Regions from separate parts of the Homo sapiens genome. Here all the other regions are linked to region 3. Evidence: chromatin loops called from intact Hi-C (ENCODE). Cell type or tissue: ascending aorta. All regions are shown on one strand.

Region 1 (2,500 bases), 380 kb after region 3:
TCCACCTCCCGGTTTCGAGTGACTCTTCTGCCTCAGCCTCCTGAATAGCTGGGATTACAGGCATGCACCAACATGACCATCTAATTTTTGTATTTTCAGTAGAGACGGGGTTTCTCCATTTTAGTCAGGCTGGTCTCAAACTCCCGACCTCAGGTGATCCGCCTGCCTCGGCCTCCCAAAGTGCTGGGATTAGAGGCGTGAACCACCGTGCCTGGCCTTAAATGTTTTTAAGTTATAAACATGTAAAATAAAATTCGCCAATGAATAACAAATATGACCAGAATAGAAAGGAAATAGTAGGAAAGACCAGTGGATTGAGGGCTAGAACGTAGTGTCTTGTCCAAGTAATATTTTGGTCTTTTTTGGAAACAAAAACTTGTTTAGAAAGATAGTCTTTACTGAATTTGTTAATTGGATTTTGCTTTCTTTTTTTTTCTTTTTTGAGGCAGAGTCTCCCTCTTTTGCCCAGGCTGGAGTGCAGTGGCATGATCTCGGCTCACTGCAACCTCCAAAGCAATTCTTCTGCCTCCACCTCCCAAGTAGCTGGGATTACAGGTGCTCACCACCACTCCTGATTAATCTTTTGTGTTTTAGTAGATGTTATCCAAGGTGGTCTCGATCTCCTGACGTTGTGATCCACCCACCTCAGCCTCCCAAAGTGCTGGGATTACAGGCGTGAGCCACCACACCCAGCTGCTCTCTGATATATGCGTGTATATTTATTCATTTGTTTTAATTTTTTGTTTCTTTTTTTTTTTTTGAGACGGAGTCTTGCTTTGTCTCCCAGGCTGGAGTACAGTGGTATGGTCTCGGCTCACTGCAACCTCTGCCCCCTGGGTTCAAGCGATTCTCCTGCCTCAGCCTCCCGAGTAGTTGGGATTACAGGCATGCGCCACCACACCCAGCTAATTTTTGTATTTTTAGTAGAGACGGGGTTTCACCATGTTTGCCAGGATGGTTTCGATCTCTTGACCTCGTGATCCGCCTGCCTTGGCCTGCCGAAGTGCTGGGATTACAGGCGTGAGCCACCGCGTCTGGCCTATTTTTTGTTTCTTGAGATGGGGTCATGTGATGTTGCCCAGATTGGCTTCAAACTCCTGGGCTCAAGCCATTTTCCTGCCACAACCTCCCAAGTGGCTGGGACTACACATACGCACCACCATGCCCAGCTCGAAGTACTACTTTTTGTAAATATAACATTTTGGAAATCCTCTTGAATTTTTTTTCCAACTTGGAAAAATTTCCAAATTCTTGTTTGAAAACATTGCCACCCGTGTAATTTTACCAAGGCAATAGGAACATTTCAGGAGCAACACCACCATCTTGTGGCCATATGGAGTATTGCTGCTGAGGATTTAAATTTGCGCTTCCCCCGTGACGGGTGGTCCTGCCTTATGTAATGGTCCTTTGGAAAGACTCCAGGTGGCCTCTGGTGGGGGCTTCCTGCTCTCGAGGGGGATACAGTAGCAGACATGATTGAACGCAGTGTGTGCTACAGAAAAGCAAGCGCCTTAAAGGCATTAGTTCAACAATGGAAGTAGTTGTGCATTTGAGTGGCAGGATTAGGGGTCATTTTAGTATTATAGTCTTAACATTCTGAAATAGTTTCTATATATTTTTAGAATATGATATTAGAACTTAGAAAATTTCACAACATATAATGCATGCCACCCCTTCTTTGATGAGTAAACCAAACCCAAGAACAAGAAGCTTCTGATGTTTAGTAGAGCACCTGTAATCCCAGCACTTTAGGAGGCAGGTAGGTAACTAGAGGCCAGGAGTTCGAGACCAGCCTGGCCAAAATGGTGAAACTCCATCTCTACTAAAAATACAAAACAAAATTTAGCCATGTGTGGTTTCAGGTGCCTATAATCCCAGCTACTCAGGAGGCTGAGGCCTGAGAATCGCTTGACCCAGGAGGCGGAGGTTGCAGTGAGCTAAGATTACGCCATTGCACTCCAGCCTGGGTGGCCGTGAGACTCTGTCTTAAAAAAAAAAAAAAACACTTTTCCACCAAGAGACCCTTGGAATCTGAGTCATTCTGACCATTGTTTGTTTGTTTGTTTTTGTTTTTTTGAGATGGAGTTTTGCTCTTGTTGCCCAGGCTGGAGTGCAATAGCGTGAGCTCCTGCCTCAGCCTCCCGAGTAGCTGGGATTGCAGGCATATGCCACCATGCCTGGCTATTTTTGTATTTTTAGTGGAGACGGGGTTTCTCCATGTTGGTCGGGCTGGTCTCAAACTCCCCACCTCAGGTGATCTGCCCACCTTGGCCTCCCGAAGTGCTAGGATTACAGGCGTGAGCCACAACGCCTGGCCTTTTTTTTTTTTTTTTTTTTTGAGACAGTCTCACTCTGTCGCCCAGGCTGGAGTGCAGTGGCGCGATCTCAGCTCACTGCAACCTCTGCCTCCCGGGTTCAAGCGATTCTTCTGCCTCAGCCTTCCGAGTAGCTGGGACTACAGGCGCCCGCCACCACGCCCAGTTAATTTTTTGTGTTTTTA
Region 2 (2,500 bases), 490 kb after region 3:
CTGACCCCTGAGCACCTTCCCTGTCCTCTGCAGATTCTGTCAGCTGGCCAGGGCCGCTGCGTCAACCAGTGGCAGCTGAGCGGGGAGCTGAAGGCCCAGGTGCCTGGCTCCTCCCCAGGGCTGCTCAGCCTCAGCCTCAACCAGCAGCCTGCCGCGCCTGAGTGCAAGGTGGGTCCGGCAGGGGCCGCGGAGCGGCTGGGAGGCAGGGGTGTGGGCAGGCCAGTCATGCCCCTCTTTCCTCCAGGTCCTGACAGCTGCAGGCAACAGCTGCCGGGTGGATGTCTTCACCAACCTGGGTTACCGAGCCTTCTCCCTGTCCTTCTGATCTCTGACGACACCCCCAGCCAGCTCAGGGTTTTAGAGTGTTTTTCATTTTCTTTTTTTTTTTTTTTTTACAATAAAGTTTCAGGCTTTTTTACCATGCTCTTTCTTTCTATGAATGGGGGCCAAATCGGTGGAGTGATTTATATATTACTCTGTCCGATCTTGATACATAAATACCCAGCCCCATCCCTGCCCTAGAAAAGATAGACGTATATTAATTCGGAAAATAGCTCTGTTCACCTGCCCCTGCCACCCACCTGGAGCTCCTGCCCCACAAAGCTGGCCCCTGCTCCGGATGAGCCCCTGCTCCCGATGAGCCCTTGCCCAGCATCCTGGGGCGGGGAGGGCATCAGCTTCTTTTGGAAGACAATCTGGGCCCTGTCGCTCCATTGGCCTGAAGAGGAAAGTGAGCCCCTAAGTGGGCAAGGGCAGCCCTCTGGGCCCAGCCGTCAGGTCCTTCGGAAGAGGTTACTGAGAAAGCCACCGGCGGGCCCGGGGCCCAGGCGCAGCGAGAAGCGGGGCGCGGCACGGCGCGGGGTCGACGACGACGCGGAGGCGCTCAGCTCCTTCTGGCGCTGTGAGCGCAGCTGCTGCCCGATCACCACCTGCATGTCGTCCTGCGGGAGGCCGTGGTCGGCTCAGCGCCGGTCCCGCCCCTTGCCCCGCCCCGCACACGGGCCCCGCCCCTCACCTGCCAGGCCTCCAGCTCCTGCGTGAGCGCCACCTTCTGGCGGATGGCGCGCAGCAGCTCCCGAGACAGGGAGTCTCGCTCCAGCGAGACGCGGTTGAGCTGCAGGGACAGCTCCAGGGCCCTAGGCGGGCAGGAGCAGAAGACGCGTTTGAGGGCGCTAGGGCCTCAGGGAGCCGGGGTGGCGGGGGACTTCTGTACCCGGGCGGGAGGAGGGCTGCAAACACCTAGATCAAGGAGGTCAGGGGGCCCCTGGGTGGGAGTGGGGATCATTATAACCCGTATCAGAAGAGGAATCAGGAGCCCAGGAGGGCCCAGAGGGCGCTGGGGCGGTGGTCAATGGCTTGAGGCTTACTTGTTCACGGCCTCGTCCCGGTCTGAGAGGGCACTGTGCAGGGCCTCCCCAGGGTCTTCCTGCGCCCGCAGCTCCTTCTGCCTCTGCAGCTCTTCCCGCAGGGACTGCAGCTCTGCCTGCTGCAGCGAGATCTGTGAGCAGAGGAGGGGGGCCGTGCGGCAGATGGGCCAATGGGCCTCCCTGCTTCTCCCAGCAGCCCCGACTCTGGCTCTCCCCACCCCTCCTCTGCCTGCGACAGACACCCCAGGCAGCCGTGGCCCTGTGCTGGAGACTCCGATATGAGCCCTCTGAGCCCCTCAGGCTGGTGCGGGGTGGGGTGGAGCAGGGTTAGTTGGAGTGGTATAACCCTGCAGGAGGGATGCAGGGAGAAGCATTGGGAGTGGAACTAAGGGCAGAGGTGCTGTCCAGGAAGTCTTCCTGGAGGAGGTGGCATACAGGCTGGCTCTTGAAGTAAGTTTGTTGAGATGAAAGCCGATCCAGGTATAGGGAGCTTAGTGGGCAAAGGCTGGGAGGTGGACATGGGAGACAGAAACTGACAGCTGGAGGGGCCGTGCATCCAGCACCGTGCCCTCTGCCCCACCTCATCTTGCAGCTTGGCCACTTCCACCTCCTTCTCCTCCAGTATCTCCGCTGGACTGAGGGATGTTCGCTTCTTGGGGGGCTCTAAGATCTCTTCCGGGGGTGAAGGCTGGGGGCTGGACGCCTTTCGGGTCTTTGGGGACCGGGTGGTCTGTGGGCCAAAGAAATGGGTTAGTGGTGTGGAGTTTATTGGGGAAAGGAGGAAAGGCGGAGCCTGCAACCCTCTCGATGGCACAGGTAAGGGGGCTGGGGCCCCACGAGCTCACCGGGGTGTCTCCGGGTGCGTCGGCGCCCTGGCCCTGGTCGCCGTCGTCGAGGCTGTGGGCCAGTTCTGACTGCAACGAGGCAGCCGACACGTCGGCGTCCTGGAGGCGTGACTCCTCCTCCAGCTCGGAGACGCGCCGCTGCAGCCTCCGCAGCGCACTCAGCGCCTCCCCAGCCTCTGACCGTGCGCGTTCCAGCTGTGGACGGTCCCGCAGACGGAAGCGCGGGCGGTCAGCGGGACGCACGCAACGCCGACATCCCGCGGCAGGTCCACACGGGGGTGCCGCGGA
Region 3 (2,500 bases):
ATTTATGCCTTGTATGCGATGTGCAGTGGGTGATGGAAGAACGTCTACATGGCTTTAACATTTGATTTAAAAGGCAAATATTTTAAATGAAGGAAAACCCAAGAAATTTAATTGATCCCGTGTCTTCCAGGATGCGGCTTTTTTTTTTTTTTTTTTTTGATGGAGTCTCCCTCTCGACGCGCAGGCTGGAGTGCAGTGATGCGATCTCAGCTCACTGCAACCTCCATCTCCCGGGTTCAAGCGATTCTCCTGCCACAGCCTCCTGAGTAGCTGGGATTACAGGCGTATGCCACCATGCCCGGCTAATTTTTGTATTTTTAGTAGAGAAGGTGTTTCGCCATGTTGGCCAGGCTGGTCTGGAACTCCTGACCTCAAGTGATCTGCCCGCCTCGTCCTCCCAAAGTGCTAGGATTACAGGCGTGAGCCACCACGCCCGGCAGATGTGGCTTTTTGATAGGCGTTCTTGATCTTTTTTTTTGTGGGGCGGGGAGTGGGGGGTTGTGAGTCTGTTTGAGAACCTGAGGAAAGGTATGGGCCCTCTTCTGAGAAAAAGGCAGAGTGACGCTGAATTTTGTAACTACGTCAGGAGGCTCTTGAACTTTCTGCAGCTCACTCGTGGACTTTGTAGAGATGCGTGTTAAGGAAGAAGGTTCAGCTGAGAAAAATGTTGAAGGGATGCCTTTCGCTATTTCGACATGTGTGGCTGTACACCAGAGTGGCCCGGGTAACATAAAAACATGAATTAGGCGGATTGGCCAGGCTCAGTGGAGGCTGGGGCCGAGAGTTATGTCGAAGTTTGTGAGGTTAACCTGCACCCAGTGACAGTCATGGCGAAATTTGTGAGGTTAACTCGCACCCAGTAACGCTGTTCCAATGCAAGGTGTGTATTTGGTGTCATCCACGGGAAGAGGAAAGAGCAAATTTTCTCATGGCCTTGGCAGTTCCACATGATGGACATTTCATATCTGCAGTTTTCTTCGCATGAGATGGCTTTTTTGCACAAAAACACTGGAATCCAGTGAGCAAGAATGATAGAATGCAAGATGGATTTCCACATGAGGAAGTGTCACGAACGAGCGTTTTGCATCTGTCAGCTGGATTCCCCCATGTGTACGTATGTGAGAACATGCCGTGTTTCCTGTCTGTAATGGTAGAGGCAGCCCTGATCCTGGATTTTCACCTGAGGATGGATAGATCTTCAGGGTTCAAGTGGGTTTGCATCTGGACTTTAGGGTGGCCCTGTAGGCCCTGTGTGAGAAGCCCCCTTCCCAGTGAACTTTCCCTTGTGTGTCCGCGTGGACAGCCAACAGGGGGAGCAGTGCGAGCGTGAAGGCAGACAGTGGCCTGGCCCAGTCTGATGCTAAGTGGGCCAGAGGCAGTGAGTACCATTTCTTGATCTGACTACTCAAGACAGGCGCTTCCCTAGGTACTTTCACACCTCATTGCGAGGTAGGTGTTGTTCCCATTTTACGGGTGCAGAAGCTGAGCTGCAGAGGCGTTAGGTACCTGCCTCATAAGTGGTAGAGACTCCAGTGTCACCCTGCCCCTCACGTTCGGAGCCCCTGAGGGAGGGTCTGCCGGGCAGCTCAGCCCAGCACTCTGTAAGGAAATCTTCAGTGCCACTGCCCAGGATGTCTTCCCAGGGATTGGGCCTGAATGTCTTGACCATGCCGTGCTGGAGGTAGGAGGGGTGTCTTCATATGGAAGAACTGTACATATTTCTTTGGCAGATGGCTGAACTCTGTGACCCCGGGGCCTGTTTCAGCCTCCTGCTGTCAGAAAGCAGCTGTTTGGGAAGAGGCTGTGATTCGGCCTTGTTTGAGGGCCGATACTCTGAATGGGTGAGGCTTGAAATCCTCCCTTTGGAACAAAGAAACATGTAATGATTTTGCTGAAGGTAGAATTGGGGGACTAGGCAGAGTGGCCTCCTGCCCTCCCTAGGGTGGTTCTGTCTTTTGCAAAGGTGGCTGCATCCTTAGGGGAAGGTGAGGGGAGAAGCAGGGAGCATGGAGAGAAGTGGCTTTCGATTTTCTCTCTCCTTTTGGGGAGTTCCTCCTTATGTGGCTGGTCTGGTGCATAGTGTGATGTATTCCTGTACGCAACGTTGCCCTGACAGCCAGTCCAAGCTGAGTCTAGAGCTGGCAAGGTGAGCTCCCAGTGGTAAGAGGGAAGTGGTTTGTTCTGCTTTTCTGAGATGTGTTCTTATGAGAAGGATCCAGCAGCAGCCTGCAGAGATGTGGGGCCTGAAAAGAGGCCTTGGGCAGCTCTTCTTGACAGGTCTTGGCCCTCTAGACTGCCTTCAGCACAGTTTTGGGGAGAAACAGGGAGTGTTCCTTTTTCAGTCTATGCACTCATCCCCTGAGCCGCCTGACCCAGGGTTTAGATGCTCCAGGGCAGCTGATTGACACCGGTGGGAGACGGAGTCTGGCAAGCAGGTGATGAACTGGGAAGCGCTGCAGAAATGAGGGGGCAAGCGTGGCCAGTCCCTTCTGAGAGGATG

Evidence for each region. Hi-C counts contacts between places; a loop is a spot of excess contacts. Peaks named below come from ENCODE experiments on the same cell type or tissue, not always from the same donor. Only the 100,000 strongest peaks of a DNase experiment are listed, where the experiment ranks them.
Region 1: a loop joins it to region 3, with 5 times the contacts of the local background. A loop is called at or near these places in 4 of 110 quality-filtered maps.
Region 2: it touches region 3 in a loop (5-fold over the local background); 2 of 110 quality-filtered maps call a loop at or near these places.

Annotation. Positions count from the first base shown.
Region 1 is chr16:2,918,524-2,921,023 of GRCh38, forward strand. All of the region lies in intron 2 of FLYWCH1 (FLYWCH-type zinc finger 1), which reads left to right. Among named protein-coding and RNA genes, the nearest start is that of FLYWCH1, 7.8 kb to the left of the region's middle. In ascending aorta, CTCF peaks have their summits at 1,332 (motif pointing left) and 1,532; DNase peaks (open chromatin) are centred at 1,118 and 1,358; H3K4me3 peaks cover 1,022 bases; H3K27ac peaks cover 1,596 bases.
Region 2 is chr16:3,027,333-3,029,832 of GRCh38, forward strand. It overlaps THOC6 (THO complex subunit 6), which reads left to right. Exons shown (of 13, transcript NM_024339.5): 12 at 34-168; 13 at 245-418. The coding sequence ends at 325. It overlaps BICDL2 (BICD family like cargo adaptor 2), which reads right to left. Exons shown (of 10, transcript NM_001369667.1): 6 at 2,213-2,407; 7 at 1,948-2,097; 8 at 1,368-1,498; 9 at 1,016-1,136; 10 at 350-941. The coding sequence ends at 774. Among named protein-coding and RNA genes, the nearest start is that of THOC6, 4.5 kb to the left of the region's middle. RefSeq lists enhancers at 1-413, 2,026-2,500 and a silencer at 942-1,001. In ascending aorta, a CTCF peak has its summit at 1,068 (motif pointing left); a DNase peak (open chromatin) is centred at 1,059; H3K4me3 peaks cover 312 bases.
Region 3 is chr16:2,538,941-2,541,440 of GRCh38, forward strand. All of the region lies in intron 1 of PDPK1 (3-phosphoinositide dependent protein kinase 1), which reads left to right. Among named protein-coding and RNA genes, the nearest start is that of PDPK1, 2.2 kb to the left of the region's middle. RefSeq lists enhancers at 1-176, 1,240-1,329. In ascending aorta, a CTCF peak has its summit at 1,300 (motif pointing right); no DNase peak of the experiment used is centred here; H3K4me3 peaks cover 1,403 bases.